3 separate regions of the Homo sapiens genome follow, and regions 2 and 3 are each linked to region 1. A link is a loop called in an ENCODE intact Hi-C map of the cell type or tissue named here. Cell type or tissue: dorsolateral prefrontal cortex. All regions are shown on one strand. Region 1 overlaps OPCML (opioid binding protein/cell adhesion molecule like). Region 2 overlaps OPCML (opioid binding protein/cell adhesion molecule like). Region 3 overlaps NTM (neurotrimin).

The links. A loop is a pair of places that touch in the nucleus more often than their neighbours do. Peaks named below come from ENCODE experiments on the same cell type or tissue, not always from the same donor. Only the 100,000 strongest peaks of a DNase experiment are listed, where the experiment ranks them.
Region 2: it touches region 1 in a loop (11-fold over the local background); 6 of 110 quality-filtered maps call a loop at or near these places.
Region 3: a loop joins it to region 1, with 8 times the contacts of the local background. A loop is called at or near these places in 12 of 110 quality-filtered maps.

Annotation. Positions count from the first base shown.
Region 1 is chr11:132,937,370-132,945,369 of GRCh38, forward strand. OPCML (opioid binding protein/cell adhesion molecule like) reads right to left here. Exons shown (of 8, transcript NM_001012393.5): 2 at 5,557-5,641. Among named protein-coding and RNA genes, the nearest start is that of OPCML-IT1, 420 kb to the right of the region's middle. In dorsolateral prefrontal cortex, CTCF peaks have their summits at 3,873 (motif pointing left), 5,540 and 5,744; DNase peaks (open chromatin) are centred at 3,867 and 6,952; H3K4me3 peaks cover 3,232 bases; H3K27ac peaks cover 4,141 bases.
Region 2 is chr11:132,988,797-132,996,796 of GRCh38, forward strand. All of the region lies in intron 1 of OPCML (opioid binding protein/cell adhesion molecule like), which reads right to left. Among named protein-coding and RNA genes, the nearest start is that of OPCML-IT1, 370 kb to the right of the region's middle. In dorsolateral prefrontal cortex, a CTCF peak has its summit at 4,116; a DNase peak (open chromatin) is centred at 4,216; H3K4me3 peaks cover 2,012 bases; H3K27ac peaks cover 2,214 bases; H3K27me3 peaks cover 1,662 bases.
Region 3 is chr11:132,274,935-132,282,934 of GRCh38, forward strand. All of the region lies in intron 4 of NTM (neurotrimin), which reads left to right. Among named protein-coding and RNA genes, the nearest start is that of NTM-IT, 5.4 kb to the right of the region's middle. In dorsolateral prefrontal cortex, a CTCF peak has its summit at 4,410; no DNase peak of the experiment used is centred here.

The sequences.
Region 1 (8,000 bases):
GCTTAGATAAGAGCTGCTGAGTTTTCCAGAAAGGTTCAGAAAGCCAGGGAACATATATTTCTAATGCTTTAAAACGTCTTCTCCCACAGCCTGCTTCAAACAGGGGGACAGAGAGAGAGAGAGAGAGTGTGTGTGTATGTGTGTCTGTGTGGTGTGTGGTGTGTGTGGTGTGTGTGTGTGGAGTGTGTGTGTGTCGTGTGTGTGTGGTGTGTGTGGCGTGTGTGGGGTGTGTGTGTGTGTGTGTGTGTGTGTGTGTGTGTGTGTGTGCTGGGGAGGCAGACACATTCCCACCAATCAGGGATGTCAGAGAGTGTCACGGACTCAAGCCAGCCTTGCTCTCCCAGGCCTGCCAGATCCGGCAGCCATGACCCAACCCAGGACATGCCAACATTCTTGCTGCCTCCCTGCATTGTGTATCTCCTTGGGCCCACAAGGCAAATCTCTGCAGAGACAGGTATGCTTTCCAAATGTGCTCCTCTACTGCTTCTAAAAAGCACTAGTACTACTGCTCTTCACTCTGCCACTCTGCTTGTTTTCTTGACCTCAGGGATAGTGAAGACTTTGCATAGTTTGGATCAGACTGCCATCATTGGTGGATTCAACTGTCCCCTCTGGCAAGTGATTTGAGTGGAATCCAAAAGTCCCTCAGGCCTCCAAGACCGCTAACCAACTGCTGTGCCTGAATATCCCAGGATCATATTTTGAAGACAATAAAATTGTTTAGATATAAGGGTTTCATTGCTGTAGAGGCAATAATACACTAGAAGTGGTTGTTTCCCATTAAGATGGATTAAAGCATTAAACCAATACTTATTTGTTGTAATCTTTAGTATCCACCACAGTATCTATAGTCAACACATAAAGCACAGCTCCTAAGCTCCAGGAGCCCCCAGACTAACCATAACCACACATGAAAAAATAACAGGTCCTAGTGTGGATCTGTTAGAACAGTGTTAGCAGCAAGAGTTACTGGAACTCTCATGAGGGCAATTCTTGACAAGCAGAAAGAATTCTGGGTGGAACTGTGAAAAAACAAATATACTTTAAAGCTGTGTATAAGTGTGGGGATAGAGGAAGAACGAGATGGAGCAGACAAAACTGAAAAAAATGTGTGAGTATTGTCAGTTGTTATTGAGGAGTTCAACTTAGTACCAGTAATAACTTGCACACATATGTTGCTTTATGGCTCACAGAACAACCCATATACTTCCTTTCCTCTGATAATGCAGACCAGTTATAATAGATATTGTTCCTGTATGTACACAATTCAACTGAAAGTGCTCAAGGCCGTGGAGTTAGTGAGAGGTAGAGTAAGAATCAACCCCAGGTGCCTAGGCCCCCAGACACAGAGCTTTCTAGGGCATTAACATTGCCCATGAGGTGCAGGCACCCATGGGGAAGATGCTTCCTTGGAAAGCAGGGACGCTGGATAAGCCTTGCTCAGAGGCTCTAGGGCCAGAAAGGGCTTTAGAGCAGTGTTCTCAATCCTGGCTCCACATTAGAAATACTGGAAAAGATGTTTTCAATGGCCACGTCCATCCCCAAACCCAGGAATTTTGACATCATCAATCTGGGAGACTGGAAATGGAATTTCTAAAAAGCATCCCAGATAACTCCAACCAGGTTAGTGCCACCACTGGAGAGGTCCTTTATGGACCTGTCCCTGCTTGAGTGTCTTTTAATGTCTTTGTCTTCCCAGACTAGGAGTAAAGTCTTTGCATTTACCCAGTTCTTATTCAGCTTGGACAACTGAAACACTGAAATGGAAAAATAATGCATTTGTTTTGAATAGTCTAATGGCTACTCAAAATCTTTTAATTTACATAAGAAGGAGCTGAAGGTAGGTGCAAAGTACAGAAACACACCCAGGCAAACAACAGAACTTTAGCTTTGGAAACTCTACTGCCCAGGTTGCTTTGGCAAAATCCCCACTGCTCAGATTATTCCTTGGCAGTAGTTAAACCTCAAATACTTGGTTTTGAATGGATTAGCTCAGAACTCCAAATGAAAATGCAGGGACATTTTAGAAAAGAGCCATTAAGCATAATCCCAGATCAGCAAGCCTGGATCAACAAAACTGATTATCCTGCTGTTGAAATAAAAAACACAAAACACCAAAACAAAAGCAAACCAGAAAGAAAATCCAGTATGTTGGTGGGAACTTTTCCCGTTGAGTGGAACAGTTACAACCACCACCTTGCCTCCATCTCACCGCAGCCCCTCAAAATGTTCATGTACACAGATGATGTGGACCCACAGAAGAACTCAAGCAAACTTTGAGGAGATTGAGGCCTGTGAAGAAAGCACAACTGGCCATCATCCATTCTGCTGAGATGGCTTAATAGACACCAGCTGACCACACTGAACATCCTGGGCTCCTTTCCTGATGTGGGCATTGATTCAGACACATGACTTCTGGATTCTTGTCATATCTAATCTAATGCAGAGCCACAGAACATTTTCAACCCAACAGCAGATAATTGTAATGAAGTGATTCTGGCCAAGAGGGCCCATTTGTAATAATGAATTCAAATCAGATTCATGGAAGCTATAATTCAACCATAGTGAAGAGCACCTTCATTTTCCATATCATCTCTCTTCCAAGAGGGCAAAATAACTCAATATTCAAATAATTATTTTTGCTTTTCAAGTAACCCTATGAAGTAGTTATGAGGAGGATAATATTGCCTCACTTACAGAAAACGAGTTTCATCCACGTTCAAAGCTTCAGTGTCTTCTTTGGCACAGCACTTCCTAATGTCCCTCAGAGCAATCAAAGACCTGTCACAACAAAACTGATATCCCAAAGGAGGAAAATCACTCTTCTCTGAGCTGTGCAGTTTTTCACTGGGAAAGTGAAAGGCAGGCCCAGGTTTCGTGACTCCTTTGCTTTTCCTAGTAGGTCTCTGGCCTCCTTATGGGACTTCATTCAAGATTTAGAAACAGATTCGAGATAGTTTGACCCAGGACAACCACATTAAAAGAGCTTTCGTGTGATGGGCATGGGTATCATTCAGTGTTTTTTGGTGCAATCTAAACATGTGATGCGCTTGGAACACTCAGTTCCCAGGTAATGAATCCCTAATGAATGTCTTTAAGGAGGCAAAAGAGTAAGAAACCACACTTAAGAATTACAGCTTATACAGCAAAAAACACCACCAAATAAAACATGGTATATTTATCTGGGGTTGAAGCCATGGGCTTCTAGAAACTGAAAACATGGACTCTCCCTCAGAGTACTGACAAATCAGTTGTTTGTTAAGATGGGAACAGAACTCTTCACCAATACAGCAAAAGAGTGAAAACAAAAGGAGAGAGATGGGGACACACAGAAATTTGCAGAAGATGTTTATTTTCTTTTAGGAAACACTGTGGTAGCAGTGAAATCAAAACCTTAAAAAATCAAGGAATAAGAAGACTTAAGTGATAAAGACAAAAAAGAAAGAAAATAATGAGTAATAGACGAAAGTATACATTATGGGAGCATCTGATAAAAATGAAGGAAGAAAATAATAAAAGAGAAGATGACATGAGCTAAGAGAATGAGGATTTAAAGAGATTAAAATGTAGATAACGTGCTGAATTTCCCTATTCTGGGGTAAATGTATAGAAGAGACGCAAAATCAACATGATACATGTGCTTACTTAAAAAAAAAAAATTACGCCATGCAATCAGATAACAGATAACAGTTATGCTAGAACATGTAAGTTGTTCTTTTTTTCTGCAAAGAACAAAAAGCAACTATTCAGCTTTTCTTTTTTTATTCCCATTCCCATTCCCAAGCCCAGCTGCTCAACATTAGAATTGAAGATCATGAAAACAGGCCAACAGCTAATAAAAAATTGGTAGATGGAAGCTGGCCCTCTGCTGGTGGAATAGTCTTACTGCATCTCAGAAAGCAGAAAGCTCAAGTTTTGAAGTTTCTGGTTTAATTTTGAGGGACAGGAAGAGGACAGAGGATTCTGGAAAATTCACGACTGAGATCCTATTCAATGCTAGACCTCTTTGCCCCCAGTGGCACATTAGATGGTAAAGAGGTGTGTGGCAGCATCAACATCCCTGAACACTGGTAATATTTACTGACATTTTCTTGGTTAACATGTATTATAACCCGTGTGCTGCTTATATCTTTAAGCCAACTAGCTCACTGCAAATGCGTATTGGGAAATGTTCCCTGATTCCTCATGGGACCTTCTTTGAAGCAATGAAGTAGGGATATTACATTCTAGTCTGGGGCAGGCTGAGTGGTACCCACATGGCCAGGAGGACTTTTCCTTCACATCTCCAGGAAGGGCCTCTCTATTCTCCTTTTTTCTCCATTTGCTTTGGGCTTCTGAGAAACAGCACACAGGATTCTGGGACCTGTTCTCTAACTAAAAAGAAGATCCAGCTAAGTATCACCCAAAGTGGCAGAATCCAATCTTCACCCTTGGGCTTAGAAAAAGAATTCTGGTGTCCCAGAGACAGGTCTTTCCTCCTCCAGGGAGAGGCTTGTCTAGATGCAGGAAAGGTTCCACCAGAAAAGCCAAGGGAGGAACAGGAAGAACCCCCACCGTCACACTGTCCTAGGGGAAGCCAGGCATTTTGGCTGCAGAATCTGGGTCAGGATGTTTTATTGTCACCATAACCATCAAAGTCATAGGCAGGGCAAATGCATTCGCCCTGTGTACATTGTGAGACATAGTTAAGCTGGGACGTCCCTGAATCTGTCTCCTAGGACCAGAACTGCCTCATTAAAGGGATAAAAGATGATATCTGCTGAGCTGGTGGAAAGTGGTGGCTGCATTTTTATTAAAGTATCTGCTGCAGCAAGTCCAGTCCCCAAAGGTTCATATTCCAAGATTCTCCACCTCTCTGCCTGGAGCATGCAAGTGATTCTCTGTAACTCATTAAGGTAAAACAAAAAGCTCTCCTATTGTGCTTTTCACACAGAAGTGATGTTGTTGCATAAAAGCTACATGTTTCCTTTCCTTGGACCCAGTCTGCAAAAATAAAACTGCTGTCATAATTTACAATAGGGACCCTAGGAGCACTACACCAGGTTTGGCACGAGTGCTGGGTCTTGAGGAGACTCATAACAGGCCGTGGGCTGACACTGGTAATTCCACAGCCTCACATTTGAGGTGCATCTCTGATAAGGGCTAGCCTGGTGGTCCTGAGGACGATCCTGCCTCATCATGTACCTTCTGGCCTGTGACAGCCATCCAAGGGGCTCAGGCTAGCCCCCCAGTGTTTCAAACCCATGCACTCATGTTCTCATCACGGTGCCCAAGCAGGAGAGAATCTAGCCTGTCGTGGCTTCAAAGAACCATGGAGTCCCACACGTGGACTTCAAGGTTCACGCATAAGATCCTGGACCAGCATAGCCGGAGCACAGGACAAACCTGTCCAGGGGCACGGCAGTCGGCACGGCAGCACGCAAGCGGGCGCCCCTCGGGCCTGCACAAGGCCCACTCGCGTTCCGGTCCCCCATGGAGCCTTCTGCCCCCTCTTCCCTCCTCTCCCCAGCGACCACAGCCCAGGGGCTCGGCCCCCGCGGAAGGACAGCTCCCTACCTGAGGGTGGCGCTCTCCCCCTGCCGGACCGTCACGTTGTCCATAGCTTTGGGGAAGGTGGCATCTCCGCTGCGCACGGGCACTCCTGTGGGTACAAGGAACAGCAGCCTGAGAGACACGACCACGAGGCACTTCCAGGGCAGGAACAGGTACCCACAGACCCCCATTCTCGACAGCCACAACTTCCCAGGACTCCGGCAGCCGCACAGTCCTGGTCCCCCGCCCCGCGCACCAGCGGGCTCGGGAAGCGGTGCGGGGAGGAGGGAAGGGGCAGAGTTCGCCAGGAGCAGGGGGAAGGAGAAGAGAGGAGTCCGGGCTCTCCGGAGTCTGAGAATTCTTCCTCAGATCCTGCCTCAGCTTTCCAGCCTAGCAGAACCAGATGCCCCCTCCTGCATCCAAAAAGAGCTTTCTTGACGCTCCCCTGGGGAGGAGGGAGGCGGCCAGGAGGGGAGAGGAAGAAGCAAGGTGCGGGGATGAAGGTCACAGATTGCGCTTTCTCTGCCTCTCTCTTCGAGACGCTACTTTAAGATTCAGTTGGGCACGTTCTGCAGAGCTCTGGCATCAAAAGTTTATAACCCAAAGAAGAAGGCAAGTGTCTCTGACATACAGGAGCTGTCATAAAAAGCTGCGGCTTCAAGGAGAGGAGGAAATGGTTTATTAGATCACACACATGGACAGATGTACGTGTCCCCCAGCCCCAGGTCTCGCATCTGGAACCCCAAGGCGGCAAAAAGTTCCAAGGCGGGGACGCGCAGCCGGCGCAGCCAGGGTCGTCCGGTCGGTGGCCGTCCTCTGCAGCCCGGTCGGCGACTCGCGGCCAGCCGGGGGAGCGCCGCCCGGCGCAGGCTCCGGGCGCACGGGGAGCTGGGCGGACGGCGGCCCCCGCCTCCTCCGGGGACGCGGCACGAGACGCGGGGACGCGCGGACGCCACGCTCAGCGGCCGCCCCCGGCCTCCGCGCCGCCTTCCTCCCGGGAGCAGCCCCGACGCGCGCGGGCCCGGACCGCCGGGGTTGTCATGGCAGCAGCTCCATCCCTGACCGCCACTTTCTCCCGGTGCCGCCTCGGAGCGAGCGGGCTGGCGGGCGGCGCGGACTGCGCGCTCATCCCGACGGGCGGGCGCCCACCTTAACCTCCGCCGCGCCCACCGGGCTGGGGATGCCTGCGGGGATGAGCCCGCACCGCGCCCACTTCGCTCCGTCCCGACACCCGCGCCAGCGGAGAGAACGCGGCGCCCCTCGCAGCGGCTTCCCCTACAGAGGGGCGGGGTGGGGGGAGCGGGGAGGGAGAGGGGAGGGCGGGAGAGGGAGTTCTGGGGAAAGCAGCAAACTGAAAACTGACACTGGCACCTTCCCTCGCCGATGCCAGCGCAGAAGTTGACAAACCCCGCCCTGGAGAGCTGAACTACCCTGCCCACGCCAGATGGGGCACCGGTGTGCGTGTCCATCGCGCTGCGAACGGCTCCCCGCCCAGCCAAGTCCAGCCCTGACGGCGCGCTGTCCTGGGCCCGCGCAGAGGTGGAGTGCACCCACCTCCGAGGACCCACCTCGGAAACGCCCGTGCCCCTCCACTGGACGCCTGTCCCCAAAGTGGCAAATCTCAATTTCTCCTTAAAACACAGCATGCAACATTGTCCCTGTCCTACACCTTATCGTGGTAAAAAGCAAGGGCTGGGAAAAACACACCAGATCCTAAAAAGTAGTAGGACTGATCCTCCTAAAACCCCTCACAGGAAGCGGCGCCGCAGTGGTGCTGGGAGGTGACTGGGGTGCTTTTGGAAGCCAGCCTCCCCCTTTCTTTGGTCTCGGATTTGTCTCTTTCTGCTCTAAACCCCAGAGCTCCGCTTCCCTTGGGCCCCTCGGGAGGCCCTCTCCGCTCCCCTGGCAGAAGCCTCCCCGTTGTATTCTAATTTAATGGTTGCTATGTGCATCTGCTCTACTGTATTTTCTCTCAGAGCCTTTTGTTAAATTAGACTGGGCTCTGCACAATTGGCAAAATGAAATTTAATTCAAAAATAAGCATTAAGCTCTTATCGTTTATTACTTTAGTTGCTGAAGGATACAAAGGCATACTACTTGCTTTCAGTTCTGAGAGAAGGAGCACAAATAAATACTGCCCCATTCCCCATTCTAAAAGGGTTAGCCCACATATATGTGTAGGTCTAAAATTTTTAATTAGAGCATCTTACCTAGAAGGGAGAATACTTATCACTAATTATATCAGCTATAGTGAAACATATATAGTCATATGCTGCTTATGGAGGGGGATACAATCTGAGAACTGTCTTTAGGAGATTTTGTCATTGTGTGACTATCCTAGTGTGTACTTCCATAAACCTAGATGACACAGCCTACTACACACCTAGGCTGTATGGTAGAGCCTATTGCTCCTTGGCTGCAAGCCTGTACAGCATGCTACTGTACTGAATACTACAGGCAATTGTAAC
Region 2 (8,000 bases), 51 kb after region 1:
TGAAAATGGAGCTATTCATATAACTGACAAAAATTAATGTCAAGAGTATTTAAAGAACTTCTAATAATAAGTCAATGAGAAGTGCACAGCAACACAGTCAAAAAATGGGCAAAATAAATGAACAAGCATAGCAGGGAGGAGGAAACACATAGGAAGAAATATTCTGTGGATTTTAAAGACTACAATAACGTTGCATTTTACCCAAACTCCATTGGCAAAAATTCAAATGCCGGGCATTACTAAGTATTGGAGAAGCTGCGAATGTTCAGGATCTTCATACATTGCTGGTGAGAGGATAAGGTGCTGCTCTGGTAGGCAGTTTGGCAACACCTTCCATATTTAAACATTCCCAAACTCTGTGACCCAGCGAATCCATTCCTCAGCAGATATTTTCATAGCAACCCTGTTCACAAGAGGAAAAAATCATTGGTTCAGCCTAGTCACCAACATAAAAATGGATAAATCAACTGAGGAATATTCATAAATTAGAATAATCTATTCCACCAACGCAAATGAACCACAGCACTACAGCAACACACAAAACTATGGATAATCTTGGAAATAAATAAGTGAAAACTAACCCCAAATCACACATAAAAAATGCATGTCCTATTTATGAAGATGAAAAATACCAAAATTAAAAGAATAATTTTAGAGACTCATATGTATGTGATGCAATTATATGAAAATGGAAGCATAAGATACACATGGAATTCTGAATGATGGCTAAGGTAGGAGGCAGGAAGGAGGATGGATGGGGGAGGACCATGCGCTGGAGATGCAGGTTGATGCCAAGGTCCTAGAGCGTGTGTGTGTGTGTGTGTGTGTGTGTGTGTGTGTGTGTGTGTGTGTTCAGAGGTGGAGGTGTGGATCTGTGGTTGCTTATGATACTATTTTTTAAATAAAAATAAAAAGGGGCTCAAACATAGAATACTGAGAGTGTATCATGGGCCACTGGTTATAAATAATACAATTCTGTGCACCTGAGATTCATTTAAAAAATAAAAACATTTGAACTATCAAACATCTCTTACCCATATGAGGTTGGTTTTCAAAGAAAATAAAGCCTTCCACTGCATCATTAACTTAGGTAGATTCCTAACAAATACATTTATTTTATCACCCTTGGATGATTTTCCTGGTGTACCAAGGTCATATCAAGAAAAGAAAGGCAGAAGGATCAACATCATGCAAGGGTATGTGTGGATTAGAAGGGCTGAAGTTCACTGAATCCCAAGACTCAGGCAGAGGAGCATGCCACCCTGCGTAGGAACATAGGAGCTAGTGGAGAGGAAAGCTTGGTTCAGACAGCAATCCATAGCAGCTACAGTGCCATAACCATGACTGAAAGCAGGCGGGGTCATTCCAGAAAGATGCTTTCCAGAGGCACAGAATCTGAAGCACAGCTTGTCCTAGTGGGTGCCTACAGGGCGTGCACCGAGTCCTTTGTGTGCACAGAATGTTGATAAGTTAGCTGTGCGTAACTCAGAGAGTGCCTGCACTTACCATCGATCTATAACTCATTGCAAAGAAATGCTCCTATAGCGTCAATCTCAGCCATCTCCTCTCTCAACATTTCTGTCAATGCAATTTAGCACAGAATCAAAAGAATTATTGCCTATATTCATAACACTAACACTTTACATTTGTACAACACCCCACTATGGCTGTCCAACTGATTTTCACAACTACTTCAGTAGGAAAGGTAGGCATTCTATTTTCCTATTTGTCATATGAGAGAGCTGAGGTCAGGAAAGACTTTACATTGGTCACCTAGAAATGAGAATTGCGGTCACTGGCCCTCTATGTCCTTTCCAAGATGCCCCCAGAAAGTAAGAAACTGGAGGAAACAGAGAGCCCAGACTAATATTGATTGAATACACTTTTTAAATATATGGCAAACCTCCATCATCAGATAAGAAAATGGAAAATGCAGAGAACTGAAGATTTTAGTTGTGTGACCTAGAGCAAGTAGCTCGAGCATTCCGAGTCTCTCTTGCCTGTATCTATAAAATAGAGTTCATAATGGTAACTAACCTCACTGGATTACTGGGTGGAGTCATAAAATGTGGTAGCTTATGTACTTACTTTAAGAAAATAAATTGCACAAAGCTTATAAATGATGAAAGTATGATTGAAATCACAGGTATATGATTCCAAGTCTTGCCTTTTCTCCTAAGGCCATATTGCCCCATAGAGGAATCAGAGCAGATAATGCAGACAAATTAGACTTGACCCGCTAAGCAAACCATAATTCTGACCTAATTCTCTGACATGTACTGCCCATAGGATTGCCATAAGAAAAATGTCTACAGCAATTCGCACTGGACACACTTCTTCACACCTGCCAAAGCGTCACACAAGGCATCTCCCCATAATTTAGCTATTATTAGAACCACAAACTAGAAAATCTTTTGACTGTCAAGAGAACAGGACATCAATTTTCATCTTGCATCTGCTTTAAAGAGTAGGAGTGAAGTTAGATTATCAGTGACATTTTCTCACTGGAAAGATTGCCTGGATCATATTTGTATTCATTTTCATAAATGCAATATACAAGCCCCTAATAGAACAAAATCTACTAATTAAATTCCACTCAATAATGCATTTTCACCTTAGATTAGCGGTGTCCTTGTACATTTCTGCCAGTATAATGCAACTAATGTCTTATTTAGCTTATAAATGGTGCTTATCATTAAATTTGAAATATTAACGAGCATCAATGAGCCCAAAGTGACAGCACAGTAAATAATTTGAAAGGGCTCTACGGTGAAGACCTATTTTTGCTTAATTTAATTTATTTATTAAAACTTAAACATATAAATCTGGCAGGTTGCTAGCTTGCTGCCATGGCAGCCCAGGCCTTCAACACAGCCCTAAAACAGAAGATACAGAAACAGCCACAAACCTGAGGCGTCTGAAGGGAAGGCTCTTCTCCCAGTGCCTTCATTTGCTGGGTGGGAAATGTGGCCACCCCAAGGTTGATTCCCGATCCCTGTTTTCCCTGCAGTTTACCTTAAGAGTTAAGACCTTTGGATTAAGTGAAATACCTGGAAAATGTTTATGATTTCCATGTTCATATCCAGAAAAGGGTTATAATATCTACATTGCCAACACTGTCTGTGTAGGATCTCGGTGTTTACAGCATGTGTGAGAGGGTTTGGGCAGGATATGGTATATATTAGTCAAGGCAAAATACATTGTGGATTAATGCTGTAACATTTGATCTCATGGATCTTTAAGGAGTAGGTTGGACCAATATTATTATGATGAAGCCATTGTATTGATGAAGAAGCTAAGGTTCAGAAATGCTAAGTTATCTTCCCAAGTTCACAAAACAAGATAGAAGCAGAGTTATATATAACTCAACTCAGAAAGCCCTCCAAGGCTTGGCTTCAAGTCTCTTCCAAACCTGATATTTCAGGTGTTTAGGCAACTGCTTCTGTACCTCTTTCTCCAGCCATATATATACACACACATACACACTCACTCATCCGGACACATATATTTCTTCTCTGAAATATATGTATATACATGTATAAAAATAAATATATATACTTATTGCAGAGAAGAAAGAGAAACTCCTATTCATATTGCAATAATATCTGTCTCCATTTTTATTCATTGACCACATTTCATTATCTCATTAATTCATTTACTTATACACGCATCTATTTAAAACAAATGTTTATCAAATACCTACTTTTTGCCAAGCAGTGTTTTAAGCATCGAGGGTGCGACGGAACAAAAACAGAATTCCTTGCCATCATGGAGTTGGTATTCTTGTGTGTGTATCGGGGAGAGGCAGGCAATGAGCAAACTAAATGGAAATATTGGATGGTCCACTAGGAAGTGTTAACTAAGGGAGAATAATGAATGGGGAGCAAGGGGTGCTAGAGGAAACGTGGAGGTTATGATTAAAGGGCAAAAATGACAAATTTAGAATTTGATAATTTTCCCTTTGGGGTTCTATCAGAAGGTTGTTGTCTAACCCTCCCCTTCCCCAGTACATTCATACCATAAACTGATTGCTGCCTAAGGATCAAACTTCCTTGTTACCAGCAGAAGATTATTGGAATGGCTGTTTGTTTTCTAACTGGCTGGAGCAACGTTGACATCCAGTGGTGAATTCGATTAATCACAGGTGCCCCCACTCTTGCTCTTTCATCTCCGTGTATGGGAGGAGGGCTAGGATACAAGCACTGGTTAGTAGTGCTGGTTAGGAGTTTGTGCCGCAGTTCAGCCCCAGGCTCCTCTGCAGATCCACACCCTCCCCAGCTCCTGCTTCCCACCCTCCTTCCACTGGTTTGCCTTGGTTTCAAGAGCATGCACGTTACCATAGCAATATAACTATGTCATCCTTAGTGCAGCTCCAGGACGTGCATGTCTATGTACGTAGGTATCTGCCCACCCGAGGTTTGCATACACATGCATGTGCTTACTATGTTTCTAGGTCAATCTGTATACACATGTGAATCCTGTGTTACTCACACACAGTATGACAGTGTGCTGTTCTTCCTCCCAGGGCGCCCTTTCTGTCCTCGGGAGCATATTAATAGGAACACAGAAGGGAAAGCACCCTGCATCCTGTGTCCTTTTCCATCTGGTTGATGTTACATTGTCTGTTTCTAATGAAGCAGAAACGAGCATGGATGCCTTGGGCTTACATCCCCCTGGATTTGCTAACCACCGTTGAGATGCCAGCAGGCGTGGCTGACCCTCCATGAATGACACCAGGCAGGAAGGACTCATTTCATTTTCTTCATGCCCTCCAGGGTGGTGGATGCGCTGCCCCGCTCCCTACTTACAAAGGGCAGAACACACTGCACACAGAGCCCCTGCCCTCCGCGAGCCTAGAGTCTGGAAATACCATAGACAGGGACAGAGAAAGATCTGGAATCAACTGGAATCACCCTTACCTTTGTCTCTAAATTCAGCACCTGTAAGCGCCACTACTTATCAGTTAATACATTTTATGTGTTCGGATCATTTCTAGACATTGACAGGCCACTGACAACTACCCCCCCACCCCGGAATCTGAGGCTGAGGCCGCCCCACAAAACTGCATTTTGAAATCCTTTCTACCTCTGGGTATGGGCAAAGGGAAGGAAAAAAAGAGGCCCTCTAACGAGTTGAACACACTGCACAATTAAATATGGATTGGAAAGTCTCCCTGAGTATTCTTCCCCGCATCTCTCCACCTCCGCAGGGAGACGTCTGGATGTGATTCCCAAGCTGTCCCCATCCAGTGATTACGTTCATCAGGACACCAGCCTTGTGGTTAAAGCACTTTCCTTACTGCTGCACGTTTAATTAGACAACCCTTCCCCAGAAATTATTTATAGCCAGGTTCCAGAGCTATTGTTAGTCCGAATGTAAATAAGATTCAGGGCGGGAGTCCCCGCGCCGCAGCGGCTGGTGCGCTCCTGCCAGGAGCCGGCGCGCGCGGGAGCACGTCCGGGGCTTTTACGGCCGGAACTCGGGCTATTAAAAAGCCCAGGCGCGATTTTCTAATTAAACTTTTGATACAGGACCACACAAAAGACTAAACCTACCAGGTCAGCGTGAGTACACGGAGGAGGAGCCTAGGAGAGAAGAGGGAAGGGCTGGGGAAAAGGGGCGGCCTCACCGGAGGAGCTGCTGGGGGCTCGCCGTGCAGGCGCCTCGTGGGTACCAGGGCTGCCTGGAAAGGAACTTCCAGCGACCAGGCACAAATAACTGCTTCGAGGGGGCCAAGGTAGTACTGAGTCTGCTGAAGGCTCAGGGCGGGGATTTTCACCTGTAAGCAGCGTTTGCAATCCCTCATGGCCCCAGGGGACACACCACCCACCCACCGGTACCTGACTTCAACTCTGCCTTCTGCACTGTTTCAGTTCAGTTTAAATTAAATGTGCGGAGCTGCCTCCAAATGCCAGGCTCTGTTCTTGGTGCTGGCATTATACCAGCTAAATGGAACACAGCCCCTGCCCTCAAGATCCTCACATTCTTGTGAACAATGCGGACATATAATCAAATGAATGGAAGCAATATAAGGTTATAAGAACCTCAGGAACGCTTAATGGATACAGACACTTTACATGCCTCCTTTCATTTAATGTGCACAGCACCCCTAGGAGTTGAATACTGTTATTGTCATACCCATGTGTCAGCTGAGAAAACTGAGACTCTAAAAGGACGAATAACTCCTTATAGGTCACATGGTTGGTAAATAGCTGACTATGAAACCCAAGCCCCTAAGTAACCATCACTTTCCTCTCTACCAGGGCACTGTGATGAGTGCAGCATAACCAAATACGTACATCTGCAACTAAGAAAGTAGAAAGGGAGAATGTGTCATATTATGGAGGGAAATGGTGGTCAGAGAGAGCTTTGCCAAGAAGACTAAACGTGAGCGGGTAGCTCAAGAATGAATGGAAGTTTGCTAGGCAGACGGGAGTCAGAGGGAGGATATTATATTTGGGTTATATGACAACCCAAATGAACTGTGCTGTGCTCGTTTATGAAGGCAAACTTACATCTAGGGGCTAAGGCTCTTACTCAATGATAGTATTAGTAGTCATAGAAGGAGTAGTAGTGATAATAATAAAAGAGGATGTGGAAAGTTGGAATTGGAATTCAAAATGCTAAAAAGAAGCTAAAATCTCTCCTCTTTCCCTCCCTCCCTCCCTTCTTCCCTCTGTCTCTCCTTCCTTCCTTCCTTCCTTTTTTCTTTCCTTTCTTTGATGTTGATTGTGCTCATATGATTGAAGGAGAGCAGGGAAATAAAGGGGATAAAACTTTGAGGAAAAGAATTAGATTATTTAAATAAATGCCAAAAATCTACCTTCAATACTTCCCTTTTAAAGACCCCTAGAAGAGTGGGTCTAGGGGTCAGGCAAGTTCTTGGTCCCAATGTCAGCAGGACGTGAGCCTCCTGTGAGGGCTAAAACCAACCAACCAGCTTAGGGACCCTGAAGGGAAGACCTGGCTTTAGTGAATCTGGAGATAGAAAGTGTGTCCAGGATAACCCCAGAGAAAGTATCAGCTCCAAGATGTGCTTGGTATAGTCAAGATTCCAAGGGTGAAAGAAGCAGCTAACTCTGCGAGGCAGGAATTAGTATTTGTGGAAAACACACAGGCTCTTGGAATCAACCAAAATAAGATGAAATGTGATGCAGCTCCTCTGGGCAGCCCCAGCCAAGAGTCTTCTCTTTAGAGTCCATGGTGGATGGTGATGAGGGTCCCTTCCATCCTCCCCCTGCCATCCATGGGTCTTGCTCGGCTCCCTGCTGCCTAGGGAGCACGCAAGTCCCTTCTTCAATAGCAATTCCCTTTGAAGGAGAGTTCTACACAGACTTTAGCATATTTTTCACCAATGTCTGTCCTCATTGTAGATGGGGTTATTAAGCATGTTGTGCCCCCTGAAAAAGAAAAGGCACAGAGAAAATACCTTGTCTGAGACTTCCTTACTCCCACTGCTCATCAAATGGTTTGGTTCTGATACAGGATTTGAAGGCAAATGTATGGGTGCAAAGAGGGATAAAGATTAAAACTTGATTCATAGCTGGGTACAGTGGCTCATGCCTGTAATCCCAGCACTTTGGGGGACCGAGATGGGCAGATCTGAAGTCAGGAGTTCGAGACCAGCCTGACCAATATGGTGAAACCCCATCTCTACTAAAAAAAAAAAAAAAATACAAAAATTAGCTGGGCGTAGTCCCAGCTACTCGGAAGCCTGAGACAAAAGAATCGCTTGAACCCGGGATGCAGAAGGCAGAGGTTGCAGTGAGTCAAGATTGCGCCACTGCACTCCAGCCTGGGCAACAGAGAGAGGCTCCATCTCAAAAAAAAAAAAAAAAAATACTTGACTCATAACTTTCTATGTATTTTTTTTTCCCCGGAGCCACAAAACAAGACAATCTGGCCAGAAAAGTCTATCTCAGTAATAATTTTAGTGTGCCTGGCACAAACAGCTCCATGGAGAGTCCCTGCTTTGTTGGCACCTCTAAGGCCAGTCAAAA
Region 3 (8,000 bases), 660 kb before region 1:
AAATGCATTATGTTATTTTTGAGTTATATGAGTATCATATATTTGGGATACAAGCACCTTGCCAGATATATTTGGATTGCAAACATTTCATTTCATTTTTTGGGTTACATTTTCATTTTCTTAAGTTATCTTTTGATAAACTTATATATAGTTTTATGGCAAGTCTAAAGATCTTTGGCTACCCTAAGGTCATGAAGATGTTCTACGTTCTCTTCAAGATGTTTTATAGTTTTAGCCTTTATGTTTAGATGTACAATCCATTTCAGTTATTTTTTATATGATGTAAGGAAGGCATTGAGATATTTTTTCATTTTTCTGATTCAGATATCCAGTCATCCTAGAACGTGTATTGAAGGGACTATCTTTTTAACACTGAATTATATTGGTGACTTTTCAAAAATCAATTGACTTTATATGTATGGGTATTTGGGAACTAACTATTCTCTTCCATCAATGTATATATCAATCCTTGTGCCAATGCCACAGTGTGTTGATTATTGTAACTTTCTAGTAAGGACTTAATGAGATAGTATGAATTCTCCAATTTGATTTCTCTTTTTTTTCATTTTTTGAAATGAATTTTTTTTCATTTTTTGCTCATTCTGCATACTTCGCTTTTCCACATATATTGCAGAGCAAGTTAGTCAATTCTTTTTAAAGTACTGTGTTTTTTACTGGTGTTTGTTTCTTTAATTTTTTATTGATTTAACTGATACATTACAATTGTGCATATTTATGAAGTACAACTTGATGTTTTATATATATATGTATATATATATGTATATATATACGTATATATACGTATATATATATGTGTATATATATATATATGTTATATAATGATCCCATCAGGGTAGTTAGTATAGCCATCGCCTCATGTATTTTTCATTTCTTTGTGGTGAGAACATTCAAAAGCCTCTCTTCTAGCTGTTTTGTAATATATAATATTTTACTGTTAACCATAGTCACCCTGCAATGCACTAAAACACCAGAATGTATTTTTCTTGTCTAATTGTGACTTTATACCTATTGATCAACTTCTCCCCATCCTCGCCTCCTGCTTCTCCTTGCTAGTCTCTGATAACGACTGTTCTACTGTTTCTGTGATATTGACTTTTAATTTTTTTTTTAGATTCTACATATATGTGAGATCATGCAGTATTTGTCATTCTGTGTCTGGCTTATTTCACTTAACCTGCTGCCCTCCAGGTTCATTCATGTAATGCAGTGAAGTGACAGATTTTATTTTTGTGTGGCTGAATAGTATTCCATTGTGTATAGATAACCACATTTTCTTTATTCATCCATCGTTAGTCACTTAGGTTGGTTTCATATCTTGTCTATTGTGAATAATGCTGTAATAAATATGAGAGTGCAGATATCTCTTTGACATGCTGATTTCATTTCCTTTAGATATAGTCAATAACGGGATTCTTGGATCATAAAAGTTAGTATAGCAGACCTGAGACTACTGTCATTTATAGAGGATTGCTTGCAAGCTTGGCTTTTGGGGGGTGTCTCAGACTCAACTGGTAAACAGTTTCCTAAATTTATAAAAAATACTCCTTAACTGAGGAGAGTGGCTTACTGTGCATAGAATGATCACACAAAAATTGTGGTTCATGCTGACACCTGCTTTCCTTCTAGAAATCTGGAATTTTGGTGCACCTTAGGCAGGAGGTAGCTATGTGACCACTTCCAATTAAAACATTGTCTGCTAAGTCTCAAATGGGATTCCTTAGACAGCAACATCATCCACATGGTGCTGCATTTTTGTTGTGGGGGAAGAGTGTGCTCTGTGTGACCCTTCTTGGGAGGGAAAGAGCATAGAGAAGCCTGTATATGGGTTCCTGCAGCCTCTACCTGTGCCTTTATCCCTTACGATTCAGCAGTAAGTCTTACTCTACCATTGTTAAAAGTCTTGGCCAAGAGTACAACTTTATGCTGAGTCCTATGACTATCCGAGGTGTAGGGGTGGTCTTAGGGACTCCTGACAGATAGTTGGCTTATTCTATTCCACTATGTTGTTGCTAGTATATAGAAATACAACTGATTTTTTTATGTTGATTTTGCATTTTGTGACTTCACAACATCCACTTCTATTTCTAGCAGTGCTTTGTAAATTCCTTATGTTTCTACATGGGCAATCATGTGATTGGTGAATAAAGATAATTTTACTTCTTCCTTTCTAATCTGTAATCCCTTTTATTACTGTTTCCTGTCTTATTGCCCTAGTAAGACTTCTGTTGGCTGAAAGTGGCAAGAGTGTACATTTTTGCCTTGTTTCTTATATAAGGTGGAAAACATTCATCTTCTCATTATTAATTTATAATTGATTTTATCGACTTACTTACAAGTTAATGACTTTGCCTTGACTGGATGTTTTTCTAAGAAAAGGTTGCTTCAAAACAGGAGATAATAGCAAGGCATATATTGTGCTGGTACCAGGTGACCAAGGATTGTAGGAGAAGGCTCTATTGATGAGGATAAAAAGAGATGAAAGGTGGCATTGCAATGTCTAAAAACCTACTTGATACCTTTGCAGATTTTCCTCTAATTTGCTTTTCTTCTTTTCCCTTATATATCTCTCAGTTCCTAGCCCAATGTCTCACAGAGTTGGTTCTCAAAAAATAAGAATTTGGGCGTACTTGAATTGAAACCAATCAGTATAAGGGATTATTTTTAATTTTGTTGGATGCCATAATTATATTTGATAACGTAATATCAAAAGCATTACTTTTAGAGGTATTTTTGAAATATGTCTAGGGAAAATAGTATATTATTTGGGATTTGTTTTCAAATATTCCAACAAATAACAATAGTAACCAAAATGAGATTGTTACAATATTGGTAATTGTAAAAGCTTGGTGCTATTTCTATCATGCTAAAATATATATATATATTTAAAAATCCATCCTCTGTGCTACTGTTTAATGAGAAATGGGTAAATTCTGGTTTGAGGACTCTTACTTTCTGAGTTCCAAGAAATTGAAAGCATATTTGCCAATTACTTTTATATAACAGTTTATTGAGAACTCGAAAAATAATTGGTATTAACGAATCATCAAACAGTCTTTGAAAGTCTGCTTTGGGCCACAGTCACCGCTTAATCACTGTGGTATTCACATCAACATCGGCCTTCTGGTTGCCAAGTCCAATGGACACTTCTTCCTTACCTTAGTTCAACACTCTGCATCCTTTACAGCCTACCCAATACTTATTGAGGATTTCTGTTCCTTTGCTTGGCCTCTGTTGTACTTAGCTAGTGCTGTGTAAGAAACCACCCCCAAGCTTTGCTGTGTAAACCAATCATTGTATTATGCTCTCAGATACTTTGGGTCAGGGATTTGTGTTGGACACAGAGGGATCAACCTATCTCTGTTCCATGATGTCTGTGGGCCTCAGTTGGAAAGACCTGAAGGCTAGGGATGAGTTGGCAGCAGGGGGGCTGGAGTCATCTAGAGGCATCTTCACCCATCTCTGCTAATCCGTCAGCCAGAACACCTACACGTGGCCTCTCCAAGTAGTCTTTGTGCATAGCCTTGCTTGGGCTTCCTCCTAGCAAGGTGGCTGGGTTTCTAGAACACAGGCAGAAACTACATTGCAGCCCCACCCAGACACAAGAGACACAAGTGGAATGCAAGGGTGCAGGGTCATATTCTCCACCTCTCAGTGGGAGGACTGTCAAAGTCAGTGTGGTATGGAGACACCATCCAGAGATCTTTGGAAAACACATTCTGTCTTAGCTTCGTAATGCTGCTTTACAGTTCTCCTCCTTTGGAATGTCTTTCTTAACCTTCATTTGGGCTTCTCTCTCTCTCTCTCTCTCTCTCTCTCTCTCTCTCTCTCTTTACTGCTTAAATGTCAGTAATCTCCAGGGTGGCTCTGATACAGATCCTTTCTTTGTTCACTCTACGCTCCTCTCCTTGTATTTCATTCAACCCCGCAGCTATAACTTACACCAATATGTAGCTGCAATAAACATGTAACAAGCAGATCTGTACAGCTCAGTCTTCACTCCTGAGAGCCAAATCCAAATATCCACAAGACGTCCCCTTTTGAATATCTTACAGTCACATTAAACTTAGATCATCCAAATGGAATGCAACATGGTGTTTCTTCTGTCTGCCCCTGATAGTCTTCCTGTTCTGCTTATCACAGAGAATACCACAGCTATCTGCTGGCCCCAAACAGAGACTTGTAAGTTATTTTAGATGCCTTCTTTTTATTCCAGCTATCTTTTCAATTAATATCCAAGTCCCATCAATTAATTCTTCTAAATTTCCTTTTAATATATTACATTCTGTCCATTTCCACAGCCACTGCCTACCTGAGGCACATATTATCTCTTACTGGAATCATTGTGCTATTTCTCTCATGAATCCATTTGTCTTTAGACTTGGCCTCTGCTTCCTCCTCCATTCTGCTGCTAGAGGGCACTGTTTATCACAGAGATCTGTTCATGTGACTCTCGCTCCAATCTTGCAGATGATCATCCAAGATTCTCAGGAGTATCCTACAGTCCTTTTGCTTGTCATGTTTAGATGCCAGCCCACATGTTCGCACTTAATGCTCACCAGAACTTCCACTACTGCACGTTAAATCCCAGGCTCAAACAATTATGTATAAATACTTAAAACCATATGTCTTCATGCCTCTGATTTTTTGCACAGGCTATTCCACCTGCCTGGAATCCTTTCCGCCATTGATCTTCCAGGCCTTTGTTTATATTTAGCCTTTAAAAATCTCAGCTTAAGTGCTACCTCTTCTATTAATATTTCCCTAATAACTCACCTTCTCCACCCACACACATGCCCATACCCACCAAAATTAACACACACAAGATCTCTGTAGATTTGTGGACTTAACACTCTGCATTTCCTTTGCATACCTTCCATATAAAGATTCACATCGTGTTATAATAATTGTATCACAGAACTCTCTGTGGGCTGTCCATCTCTTAATGGTGAGGACTGCCTCAGTAATCATCCATTTATTAATTCATTCAACAAATAATGACCAATAACTCCTACTATATGCCGGTTACTGTTGTTGAAACAGACCGCCATGGTAAACAGGACTTCATTGATAGTCTGTCTCCAGCTCATGGTACATGTTCAGAACATCAGCGTTGAATTTTTAAGTCATCTCTGGACTATCATTGGTGCTCAGTAATTGTTGTTAAACAGTTGATGAGAGAAAATTCCCCTTGATGGATCTCAACCGAGGTCATCAGAGAAATCCTTCTGTACATATAGGGCAGGGATTGTGATTTACTAGTTTGCCTAATGCCAGAAAATAAATTTGAGGTTTGCTAGCAAAGTTCCTTGGATTTATCTTGAAGGCTGTGTTGACATCAGTATCCCCCACCCGAAATAGTAATGTAACATGGTGAAAGTACAGGACACTCCAGCAGAAACATGCAGTTTGCTCGCCTAGGGTGCACCAGCTCTTTAGTTTTCGGGTGAACTTAGTCTCAGCACCCTCCGAGTCTACTGGAGACATCTCCTGGCCTCACCACACTGTCCTGATACTCTCTTCTTTTTTTTTTTTTTTTTTTTTTTTTTTTGAGATGGAGTCACGCCCTGGCACCCAGGCTGGAGTGCAGTGGCATGTTCTTGGCTCACTGCAACCTCCACCTCCCAGGTTCAAGCGATTCTCCTGTCTCAGCCTCCCAAGTAACTGGGATTACAGGTGCATGCCACCACACCCAGCTGATTTTTGTATTTTTAGTAGAGACAGGGTTTCACCATGTTGGCCAGGCTGGTCTGGAATGGCTGACCTCAGGTGATCTGCCCACCTCGGCCTCCCAAAGCGCTGGGATTACAGGCCTGAGTCACCACCCCTGGCCTCTGATAGTCTTCTTATTGTGAATTGTAGGGATAGCTTTCATTTGTTTGTGGTTCTGTAAACCCCACCCCAGATTTCAAAGCCACCTATAGCTAGCTGTTCCTCAGATTCAACAGTCATTGCCCACAGGGCAGTCATTGGCTAAGAAACCTCTGGAGGAAAATCACACTTGAGGCAAATAACATTCTCTCACTATTAGCAGCTTTGATCTTTTTTAAAACCTCATTTTCTTTTTCCAGCCCCCATTGCATTGTAGACATTTTTATAATGAGCATAAATGTTCATTTAATTTTATTTGGCATATGCTGCTTTGAAAGTGCCACATCAACATGGAGCATCACTCCTTCAGTAACTAAATTCTTCTAACAGCTTTAAAGGAATGACCTTGGGTGTGACCAGTGGGTCTTCAGAGCATGGCTGCGTTTTGATTAGCTAAATTTTCTGTTAGCCCAGTGAGTCCACACACCAATTAGTGGAGCATAATCACAAGCCTGAAGGTTTCAGGAGTTTTCTCACAGGGAAGTAACATTGATACTTTTCTTAATATATTATTATTTTTAAGTAAATATCTGACAGTGTCTAGGTAATCAATTCTGTGCCCACAAAAGCTCAGTGTGCCTCCGAAAGAGTTCAATATATACAAGTATATGCATATACGTATATGTTTTTCACAATTCAGATGCAAATACACAGAAACATTTGTTCATCTTCAAATCATTTTAATAGATGATTGGGTTCCTTGTCCACCCACTGCCCAATGACTGTGGGAGAACCTTCTTTCATTTACAGAACCCCAGTCTGTAAGAATAGATATCTAAAAATACAGAAGTCTGATGCCCAGAAATTGTCCTTGAAGCTTGATTCCAAAGCACAATATGTGCAGCCCAAAGCATGACCAGACAGTAAGCTTTCACATCATACATGGGTCAAGCACAGACATATTCTTCTTTTAGATTTGGAATAAGGGTTAATTGCATCATCTAGGAAGCGTTCAGGAATATAGCCTTGTGAATTCTCACAGTTATGAGTACTATCAAAAATTGACTTCACACATGATAAAAAGAACAAGAAATCTTGGAATGCTTTCAATCTCAAAAAAAGTATTGTGATATTAATAACATAGATAAAATTTATTTTTATTAATTTCTGCTTCCAAACTTTCAACCTGTGAGCTTTAAGCCCACATCTTATCATATTGTTATGTTTCATTGCCAAAAGCAACTACGTATTGATATTTCAGAAATGCTGCCAGGCCTTTATGTAACTAGTTGCTATTTTACCTCAAAAAATAAATAATGCTTCCTGTTTTTACTTTTACTTATCTGGAATAAGTAGCTATTGACATCTGCTGAAGTCAGTATAAAGATTTATTTACCTGAGTGTAGATATTGACCAATAGGGAGCCTGGCTCAATGTTTACATTGAAGGACAATAAATTGCCGTATTGACTGGGCTGAGACATCAATATTTGCATTGTTGTAAACATTTTTAAAAATCTTCATGAAATATTCCTCAGAAATTCTCTTGTCACCAGAGCAGCTGAGCTAGAGCTCTTTAGGGAATAGCTTGTGTCTGGAAGCCAGTGGGTAACTTGAAATAGCTATAAATTGTTCTGGTTTCCAAGTTTACACAAAGACACATTTTTTATTGTGATGTATAATGCTGATCATTAGGAGCTTTCAGATGACAGTCCCAGCCCCCTCCTCAAATAGCAGATTTTTGTCTACAACAACTCTGAACAGAAATACGCTCCCCGAGTAGCTTGTGTCTTGAAAAGCTCATGTTTTCCAAAAAATATCTCATTGCCCAAACAGTGAAACATCATTAATTCCAACCAGATTAATTAATTAAAAATGTGGGATGTTTCAACTCAGTTGGAATAAGTTTTTCCTTTGTGTCAAGAGTAGAAAGAGGAAGATGATTTAGAAAACATTAGGACAGGTAAAGTGATAAATTGAATATTTAGCCTGTTTAAGAGAGAAACATAATCTACACAAAATCTTCTTACAATCTATGAATGCCTATTAATAGGCATTAACTTAACTTCTTAACTCCAAGTGATATGTGTGTTTATATAATATATGCCATTTTAATTAAGCTTTGTAATAGATACAGGTTAAACAACTTTATCAACATGTGTTCATATAATT